2 separate regions of the Homo sapiens genome follow, and region 2 is linked to region 1. The links are chromatin loops, found by intact Hi-C in ENCODE. Cell type or tissue: endothelial cell of umbilical vein. All regions are shown on one strand. Links, peaks and the distances in the headings refer to the core of each region. The heading gives the core; the rest is flanking DNA.

Region 1 (5,380 bases), core at 109-5,108:
ATTCCTTGAAAGACACAATCTACAAAAACTTACATAAGGAGCAATAAATGACGTGAATGGATCCATATATACTAAAGAAATGGAACCAAAAGTTAATAATCTTCAAAAATAAAAAGCATCATGCACAGATGGGCTCTAGGGTGAATTCTACTAAACATTTGAGAATGAAATACCAATTCTCTACAATCTCTTCCAGAAAACAGAAGCAAAAGGAACACTTACTAATTCACGTGATGAAGCCAGCATTATCCTAATACCAAAACCAGAAAAATGTACTAGAAGAAAGGAAAACGACAAACATATCTCTCATGAGCATAGATGCAAAACTCCTTAACAAAATATTAGCAAACTGAATCCAACAAAGTAGGATTTATTCCAGGCATACTAGACTGATTCAACATTCAAAACTGTGTTAATATAACGCATCATTAATTGGTTAAACAAGCTGAAGAAGAAATATCAATAGATACAGAAAAGAACAAAATCTTATACCCATTCATGACAAAAACTCTCAATAAACAGGAATAAGGGGAACACCCTCAACTTAATAAAGGATATCTATGAAAAACGTACAGCTAAATATCATATTTAATTATGAAAAAGTAGATGCTTTTCCCCCTAAGACTGGGAAGAAGGCAAGGATCTCCTCTTTCATCACTCCTATTCAACATCATACTCAAAGTCCTAGCTAATGCAAGAGATGAGAAAAGAAGAGGTATACAGATTGAGAAGGTAGGAATAGAACTGTTTGCGGATGACCTGACTGCCTATGTTAAAAATCCTAAAACATCAATAAAAAGAACCCTGGATCAAAGAAGCAATTATAAAGCTAGGTGCGGTGGCTAACGCTTGTAAGCCCAGAACTTTGAGAGGCCAGGGCAGGCAGATCACTTGAGCTCAGGAGTTTGAGACCAGCCTGGCCAACATGGTGAAACCCTGTCTCTACTAAAAAATACAAAAGTTAGCTGGGCATGGTGGCACACGCCTGTAGTCCCAGCTACTCAGGAGGCTGAGGCAGGAGAATCGTTTGAACCCATGATGCAGAGGTTGAAGTGGGCCGAGATCATGCCACTGCACTCCAGCCTGGGCAACAGTGTGAGACTCCATCTCAAAAAAAAAAAAAAAAAAAAAAAAAAAGGCAATTACAGCAAGGTTGCAGCAAACAAGATTAATAAACAAAAGTCTGTTACTTTCCTATGCAATAGTAATAAACATTTAGATTTTGAAAGTCAAAACATAGTACCATTTACCTTAGCACCAAAAACCTTAAGCATAAAGCTAACAAAACATGCACAGGAAGAAAACTACAAAAAACTCTGATGAGAGATATCAAAGAAAATCTAAATAAAAGGAAACATTTAAAAAGTATATTTTTATTGTGAAGATAAGGTCAAAGACCTAGGCCCAAAGAAAAAGGTTTTGCAACGGACTGTGTAGTTGCTTCAATAAAATAGGTACCAAAAATTTTGTTTTTATGTGCCCAACTCAACAAATTTTGTTTTTAATTACTTGATCTGAAGTGTACTTCAGGCAAAAATTAATTTTTATAAACTTGTTTCCATATACAATTTCAGTTGATAATTTAGGGTAACAAATATTACTACTGATTTTCAGGATAGCTTTTCTTCCTTTGAATACAGGAAAAGGTGTTCGTTGATTTGCGACATTTTATTTTTATTTATTTATTTATTTTTGAGATAGAGTCTCGCTCTGTCGCCCAGGCTGGAGTGCAGTGGCACCATCTCGGCTCACTGAAACCTCCGCCTCCTGGGTTCAAGCAATTCTCCTGCCTCAGCCTCCTGAGTAGCTGGGACTACAGGTGCACACCACCACACCCGGCTAATTTTTGTATTTTTAGTATAGATGGCGTTTCACCATGTTGGCCAGGATGGTCTTGAACTCCTGACCTCAGGTAATCTGCCCGCCTTGGCTTCCCAAAGTGCTGGGATTACAGAAGTGAGCCACCATGCCTGGCGGGACATTTTATATATCATCTGAATTTATTCAACAATCAGCATGTGAATGCACATAAGAATTATTTCAGGCCAGGTGCGGTGGCTCACGCCTGTAATCCCAACCACCTTGGGAGGCCAAGGTGGGCGGATCACGAGGTCAGGGGTTCTAGACCATCCTGGCCAACATGGTGAAATCACATCTCTACTAAAAATACAAAAATTAGCCAGACATAGTGTGTGCCTATAATCCCAGCTACTCGGGAGGCTGAGGCAGGAGAACTGCTTGAGCCCAAGAGGCGGAGGCTGCAGTCAGCTGAGATTGTACCATTGCACTACAGCTGGGATGACAGAGCAAGACTCTGTATGGGGGCGGGGAGAATTATTTGATATTTGTTGATACTTGACAGCAGATAATTTTTTAACTGCAAGACCACTAGAGGTCACCAGCGTAAAACTTTCAACTTTGATTCTGCTGGTAGTGAACTAAAAAGTTCAACTACTATTCTGCAATGTTTCTTTGTTTCTTTTTTTTTCTTTTTTTTGTTTTGAGATGGAGTGTTGCTCTGTCACCCAGGCTGGAGTGCAGTGGCACAATCTCAGCTCACTGCAACCTCTGCCTCCCGGGTTCAAGCTGTTTTCCTGCCTCAGCCTCCCGAGTTGCTGGGATTACAGGCACCCGCCACCACGCCCAGCTAATCTTTGTATTTTTAGTAGAGACGGGGTTTCACCATATTGGCTGGGCTCAAACTCCTGACCTTGTGATCTGCCCACCTCGGCCTCCCAAAGTGCTGGGATAACAGGCGTGACCCACCGCACCCGGCCCTATTTTGCGATGTTTCTTAAAAAACAGTATCTTGCTTTGACAAATAACTTCACAAAATTTGTTCTATTGCAAGAGTTTTCTTTAAAAAAATTTTTTTAACTAAAAGCAAACACTAGATATAGGTGAGTTTTGTTGTATTTAATGATTTTAAGACATTCTTTAGCACTTACTAAAGAAACTGCAACACCACTCAGAAGCAAACATCCAAGGAATTAAAAAAAAAACTTAAATATTTTAGCTTTGGAAGCAACATACAGGCGAATTCAGGTTAGAGCAACTAATAATAAATCCATAACACCACTACTCAAAAACAGTAGGTTTTCTGTCCAGGCATGGTGCCTCATGCCTGTAATCCCAACACTCTGAGAGGCCCAGGCAGGAGGATCACCTGAAGCCAGCCAGGCGTTCAAGACCAGCCTGGACAACAAAGCAAGATCTTGTCTCTACAAAAAAAAGTTTAAAAATTAACCAGGCATGACGGTGTGCACCTGTAATCCCAGCTACTTGAGAGGCTGAGGTGGGAGGACCACTGGAGCCCAGGAGTTGGAGACCGAGGGAACTATGACTGCACCACTGCACTCCAGCCTGGGCAACAGAACAAGACCCCATCTCTCAAAATAAATTAAAATAACACAGTAGGTTAAGAAATGTTGGCACCCACACCTGTTAATGGTCAACTAAAATTATTCATGTGTATTCAAAGTACTTAAATATTTGGGGCTAGAGGCAAGGTTCAAATGTAAAATAATTTTAAGATTAAAGAGTCAGCAAACCATTGACATTTTACATAAAGCAAAAAATACAAAATAAAAACCATATCACACAAGAGTTTCAAAACCTAGCTAATTATGAGAATCACAAGGTAGCTTAGAATTCACACACACACACACACACACACACACACACCCCATAATTCAGTGTGCTAAAGCAGGGCACAAAAACCTTTGTATGATCATCTAATAACAGAAACAGTCCAGTCCCCGACCTACCCAGTACCTGCTCAATTTCTGTCTTTTCAAAGAGGATGGATAAACAAAAAACTTGCTTGCAAGAGCTTATAAAATTTTTCATGAAAATAACGTTTTCCAATTTTATTGATAAAAGAATTCCAGGCTGGGTGCGGTGGCTCACGCCTGAAATCCTAGCACTTTCGGAGGCCAAGGTAGATGGATCACTTGCAGTCAGGAGTTCGAGACCAGCCTGGCCAACATGGTGAAACCCCATCTCTACTAAAAATACAAAAATTAGCCCAGGCATGATGGCGTGTGCCTGTAATCCCAGCTACTTGGGAGGCTGAGGCAGGGGAACTGCTTGAACCCGGGAGGCAGGGAGGTTGCAGTGAGCCAAGATTGTGCCACTGCACTCCAGCCTGGGTGAGGAGCAAGACTCTGTCTCACAAAAAAAAAAAAAAAAAAAAGAATTCCAAGGGGAAAAAAAAAGACTAAACAGTAATTAGGATGTCCAAAAGCAAATAAAACTTATCTCTTCTACTTATAATAGATCCTAAAATAAGGTTTAATGAATTATAAAAAATACCACCACCATCCTCAAAGATCTCAATGACATTTTACATGGCAACAGGTGGTTTAAAGCATAATAGAGATACTCAATTTTTATTTATTTTTAGACAGAGTCTCACTCTGTTGCCTAAGCTGGAGCACAGTGGCGCAATCTCAGCTTACTGCAACCTCCGCATCCCGGGTTCAAGCAATTCTCCTGCCTCAGCCTCCCAAGTAGCTGGGACTACAGGCACACACCACCACTCCCGGCTAATTTTTTTGTATTTTTAGTAGAAACAGGGTTTCATGATGTTGGCAAGGCTGGTGCCGAACTCTTGGCCTCAAGTGATCTGCCCGTCTCGGCATCCCGAAGTGGTGGGATTACAGGCGTCAGCCACTGTGTCTGGCCAATAGATAATTTTTAACTGGTAACTGTATTCCAATAATTTCACATTCACGTGGTATTTGCAAGCATTAAGCCACAGATAAGCCCCTTTTCCATAAAAAGAGGAAGTTTACCCCCTTGAGGTAGGAAACTATGAGCTATTTTAATGGTACTTTATTTTTTTACTTTTTTTAATTTTAGATACAGTCTCGTTATGTTGCCCAGATGGAGTGCAGTGGTGCCGATCATAGTACCTGTTGGGTACTGTGCTTATTGCCTGGGTGATGAGATCATTGGGACCCCAAGCCTCAGCATCACACAATTTACCCATGTAATAATAAACCTACACATGTACCCTTTAATCTATAATAAAAGTTAAAACTTAAAAACTAAAAATAAATTAGAAAAATGCTACCAAAATGCTCCATAAAATTAGAAATTTTTTGTCTTTTGTTCACTGATATATTCTTACTATCCAGAACACTGTCTGGCATATGTAAAGACTCAATAAATATTTGGCAAATTTTTGTTGCTGAATAAATGAAGTCATAAAGTTCTTGGTTTTCTCAACTGTAAAATATGGAAATGACCATATGTGTGCAATCTCTTATAATACCTCAAGCTTGGAAGAACTTACTTCATCTACAAAAAATGAAATTACCTTAACATAAGGCAGGCCGGGTGCAGTGGCTCATGCCTGTTATCCCAGCACTTTGGG
Region 2 (5,380 bases), core at 73-5,072, 58 kb after region 1:
AAGTGCTGGGATTACAGGTGTGAGCCACCGTACCTGGCCCATATTTTTTATTAAGTGTTTATTTTTTATTTTCTTGGCAAAAAAATGCTTATTTGGGGATACAGCATACTTCCTGTGGCATCACACCAGCTGGCACATAATGTCTAGCTATCTGAATTTTAGTAATGTTACTAAATTTGATTAGCCTGACCTAGCTATTATTGTCAGCTTTAGCTAGCTAGCTATTAACATACATACTGTATTCTACCTTGCTCAGTGAAGGGCCTGTCCTGCAAAGGAAATTCCACCAGGTGTTTCTGGGAGCTTTAGGCTCATTCCCTTGCAGTCCTTGGCAACAGGGACCCTACCAGGCCTCCTTCCAGTTCCCACTGTGATTCTTAGTTTCACACTCACTTCTAGTGGGGCTCCTTTTTTAGGTGATGACTTAGTGATTTCTGGGTTTCTTGGTTCTTGTGATGCTCTCAAGTCCTCTTTTTCTTTTTTTTCTTTTAGATGGAGTCTCGCTCTGTCGCCAGGCTGGAGTGCAGTGGTGCAATCTCGGCTCCTGTAACCTCCACCTCCCAGGTTCAAGTGATTCTCCTGCCTCAGCCTCCCAAGTAGCCGGAACTAGAGGCGCATGCCACTATGCCCGGCTAATTTTTTGTATTTTTAGTAGAGACAGGGTTTCACCATCTTGGCCAGGATGGTCTCGATCTCTTGACCTTCTGATCTGCCTGCCTCGGCCTCCGAAAGTGCTGGGATTACAGGTGTCAGCCACCACGCCCGGCCAAGTCCTCTTTTTCTAACCTCCACTTCTGCCAGGACATGCCTTGCCTTACACACATGCACACACACACGCACACACACCCTTCCCACCCCAACCTCTCCCTCCCACCCTGTATCTTCCTCCTGTTCTTGTTGCTACCTTAGTTTGGCCCCACCAATTAATTAGCATCCTAAAAAACGTTCCAGGGGATGTTTTTTCACATAGTTTTTGGTAGAGATGTTGTCTGTAGATGTTTTCTTTTGCTATCCTAGTTGTTTTCACTGTTATTGTGAGGAGGTTCGGGAAGATCCCAGAATCTGCTGCTGCCATCACCACTACTTTCTTTGCTTCTCTTCACTCTTGCATTTTTAAATTTTAAATTGCCTGCTCTTTCTCCTAAAGTGATATATTGTAGCCCTGCTTTTGAAATATTTTCATCCGACCACTATTAAAGTCATTATGACATTTTTTACTAGTCCAAAGATTGTGAGATACAGAAGTGTAAATTTAAGTATATATATTCTCTGGGCAACAGTTGGGCAGGCTCTTGTCTGACAATTTAAATTTATTTACATTTTTAGCTGGATGCAGTGGCTCATGCCTGTAATCCCAGCACTTTAGGAGGCCAAGGTGGGAGGATTGTTTGAGCCCAGGAGCTCAGACCAGCCTGGGCAACACAGTGAGACTCCTGTCTCTACAAAAAAATAAGAAAAAAATTAGCCAGGTGGGCTGGCATTTGCCTGTAGTCTTAGCTACTCAGAAGACTGACATGAGAGGATCTTGAGTCCAAGAGTTCCAGGGTGTAGTGAGCTATGATCACACCACTATACTCTGGCCTGGGTGACAGAGGGAGACCCTGTCTCAAAACAAAACAAAGCAAAATTCATATTTAGCAAGAGCTGTAACATGTTGCTACACTTTATTGTGAAATTCAAAATAACATAAAGTGCTTCTGGGCTAAGGACAACCAAGCAGGCCACCTGAAAAGTCTCTGTGTTCTACTCTGACGACTGATCTGAATGAGGATGGTACCAAGTTCAGATACACTTCTGTAAACTTGGCTTGGATAACATTTGCCTGGTATGTTTTATTTATTGCAAGTGGAAAGAGTGATTAGCTCAACTTTCTAAAAGAGAAAATCAGACTTAAGAATTTTGGAAGTATTATTAGCCCTAATCACAAATATTAAACACACTATAGTGAATATAGTAATTTAAACTTTATTGTCCTAAATTTTCACATTATCTGATTGAGCCACTTCTTTGACATTTTAGGCTCCCTGTTGAGATCAATTACAAGTAAATAATCTGTTAGAATTGTACCTTTTGTGGTGTGCTCCAGGGTCAAGATCTAAGCTAGCAAAACATGCATATTAGCCATGAAAAGCTTTTATATAGAGGGTACAAAAGGTTGGATTTAAACGAGCGAATGGGGAGTGAAATTGTACATCCATGGTCCTGTTACAGCCATCACTGAATTAACTAGTCTTGAGGCAAACCCAGAGGTAATGAGCTTTGGGTGAGAGCACAGACTTGAAAGCCACATACTAAATGAAACTGGGTCTTCCTCAACCATTTCACTGAGTGACCTTTGGCAAGTAATTAAATTTTCACATCTGTAAAGTGGAGATAAAAAGTCTCTGACTCACAGAGCTATGAGGGGGATTAAATAGATATAGTTAAAGCATTCAAAACAATGCCTGGCACCTAATGAGCACTGTAAGCACTTCCTATTGTTATTATGCTCTGTTCCTGAGTTGGTGAGTTGGGTGGTATTAGCACATTGTATTACCAAGAGTGAGTAATACTGCCTTTCAAGTTATAGCAATGGAAGTCTTTCACGACCACCATCAAACATTGGGAGCATTAATGACTCATTTGTTTTTGTTTTTTTAAATGTAGAGGTTTTTTTTTTTTTTATTGTTTGCTTGTTTGGTTTTTTGAGACGGTCTTGCTCTGTTGCCTTGATCTGTGGCATGATCTCAGCTCACTGCAGCCTTGACCTCCTGGGCTCATGTGATCCTCCCACCGCAGCCTCCCAAAGCACTGGGATTACAGATAAGAGCCATGGAGCCTAGCCTTAATGTAGCTTTTACTTTTTCTTTACTTTTTTTTTGAGATGGAGTCTCGCTCTGTCGCCTAGGCTGGAGTGCAGTAGCGTGCTCTCGGCTCACTGCAACCTCCACCTCCCAGGTTCATGCAATTCTCCTGCCTCAGCCTCCCAAATAGCTGGGATTACAGGTGTGAGCCACCATGCCCAGCTAATTTTTGCATTTTTAGTAAAGACAGGTTCTGCCATGTTGGCCAGGCTGGTCTCAAACTCCTGGTCTCAGGTGATCTGCCCGCCTCGGCCTCCCAAAGAGCTGAGATCACAGGCGTGAGCCACTGTGTCTGGCCCTAATGTAGCTTTTAAAAACACTTAATTTTAACTCAAGAAACACTGTATTTAATTAGGAAGGTCTTAAATACAATAGGTGTAGTTTTGTTTTTTTTTTTTTTTTTTGAGACGGAGTTTCGCTCTGTCGCCCAGGCTGGAGTGCAGTGGCGCGATCTCGACTCACTGCAAGCTCCGCCTCCCGGGTTCACGCCATTCTCCGGGTTCACGCCATTCTCCTGCCTCAGCCTCCCGTGTAGCTGGGACTACAGGCGCGCGCCACCATGCCCGGCTAATTTTTGTATTTTTAGTAGAGACGGGGTTTCACCGTGTTAGCCAGGATGGTCTCGATCTCCTGACCTCGTGATCCGCCCGTCTCGGCCTCCCAAAGTGCTGGGATTACAGGCGTGAGCCACCGCGCCCGGCCAATAGGTGTAGTTTTACAGTATTATTTTCTTGTATATTTTTAGGGGAAAATTCACATGGTAATTAATTTTTCCCCAGGTAATATGAACATTAGAGTAAAAGACTTTGTAATGTTGAAACAAATTAATTGCTTATAAATTATGGAGCAATTGTTTTACAGAAACAGTCTCCATAATCCCAGTACTGCACTTAAATTCACTTATAGTCTACCAGTCAACTTGTCAGAGATATAGTTTGTGTAAAGTCAAATTACTCTGCATCTTTTTTTTTTTTTTTTTTCCTGAGACAGGGTCTCGTTCCCTCCCCAAGGCTGGAGTGCAGTGGCCTAGTCACAGCAGGCTGCAACCTCAACCTCCCAAGGCTCAGGTGATCCTCCCCTCTCAGCCTCCCAAGTAGCTGGGACTGTAGGCAGATGTCACCATGCCTGGCTAATTTTTGTATTTTTTGTTGAGATGGGGTTTCGCCATATTGCTCAGGCTAGTCCTCCACATCTTAGTAAGCTTTCATTTATTTGTTTCTTCCTTAACACAAAGCTATAGGAAACATAGGTAAATTAAATTTTAATTCTAAATTCCTTTGGTTTGATTTGAACTTAAAATCTGTAACATTGCACTCGACCTTAAGAACACTCACAGACTTGTCATTTGAATCCTAATGCAGTGCTGTTAGGTGATCACTGCCCATTAAATGAAAAGAAAAATGTACTATATGAGAAAAATCTATTTGCTTTGTATGTCTTTCACAGTCTTTTTTCCTTTTGTTATTGTATTTATTAATTTTCGAGACTATCATAAAACAATTTGGATTTAAATTGTGTCTTGGACCAGAATTTGATGAGACTTTTTGGTCAGTTTACCAAAATGGCTTTAGGTCAAGATCTGCGAGCCACATGAAGCTTTATAAATTTTTCAGATATACTACTAGAAAAATGATAGGCCAGTTTTCTTTGGGAATCAGGATATCTAATAAGAATTTAAAAAATTAGATAAGATGTACATAACATGGTGAAACCCCGTCTCTACTAAAAATACAAAAAATTAGCCAGGCATGGTGGCGGGTGCCTGTAAGTCCCAGCTACTCGGGAGGCTGAGGCAGGAGAATGGTGTGAACCCAGGGAGGTGGAGCTAACAGTGAGCTGAGATCGCACCACTGAGCTCCAGCCTGGGTGACAGAGTGAGACTCCATCTCAAAAAAAAAAAAAAAGTACGCAAATTAAATGTATCAGAATCCAGAATATCTGGTTTGAAATATTTTGTTTGTTTGTTTATTTTTTTGTTTTTGAGACGGAGTCTCACTGTGTCACCCAGGCTGGAGTGCAGTGGCGTAATCTCTGCTCACTGCAACCTCCACCTCCTGAGTTCAAGCAGTTCTCCTGCCACAGCCTCCCTAGTAGCTGGGATTACAGGCACCTGCCACCACACCCAGCTAATTTTTGTATTTTTAGTAGTGAGGGGGTTTCACCTTGTTAGCCAGGCTGGTCTCAAACTCCTGACCTCAGGTATCCGCCTGCCTCGGCCTCCCAAAGTGCTGGGATTATAGGCATGAGCCACCATGCCCAACAGGTTTGAAATATTTTTAATTTGAGGGGAAAACTTGATTCACCATTTATTAGAAATGGGAAGTAATCTGTAGTAATCCTAGTTCTCTGCAGTTTCTCCTTTGTAACATCACATGCATCATGGCTCATTGCAGCATCACTATAGCACCTCCTGGGAGCATCCCAGGCACAACAATCTCTGGTCCCCACTGCCTTTCTCTAAAATTAAGATATTGGATATTCTTATGAATCCAAAAATTTGACAAAGAGTTTTCACCACTAAGCACAAATATTTCACT

The links. Hi-C counts contacts between places; a loop is a spot of excess contacts. Peaks named below come from ENCODE experiments on the same cell type or tissue, not always from the same donor. Only the 100,000 strongest peaks of a DNase experiment are listed, where the experiment ranks them.
Region 2: it touches region 1 in a loop (6-fold over the local background); 31 of 110 quality-filtered maps call a loop at or near these places.

Annotation. Positions count from the first base shown.
Region 1 is chr14:30,977,924-30,983,303 of GRCh38, forward strand. All of the region lies in intron 1 of STRN3 (striatin 3), which reads right to left. Among named protein-coding and RNA genes, the nearest start is that of MIR624, 34 kb to the right of the region's middle. In endothelial cell of umbilical vein, for the core only: a CTCF peak has its summit at 2,400 (motif pointing right); a DNase peak (open chromatin) is centred at 2,398.
Region 2 is chr14:31,036,344-31,041,723 of GRCh38, forward strand. The region is part of intron 1 of AP4S1 (adaptor related protein complex 4 subunit sigma 1); the gene reads left to right. Among named protein-coding and RNA genes, the nearest start is that of STRN3, 13 kb to the left of the region's middle. In endothelial cell of umbilical vein, for the core only: no CTCF peak of the experiment used is centred there; a DNase peak (open chromatin) is centred at 2,358; H3K27ac peaks cover 903 bases.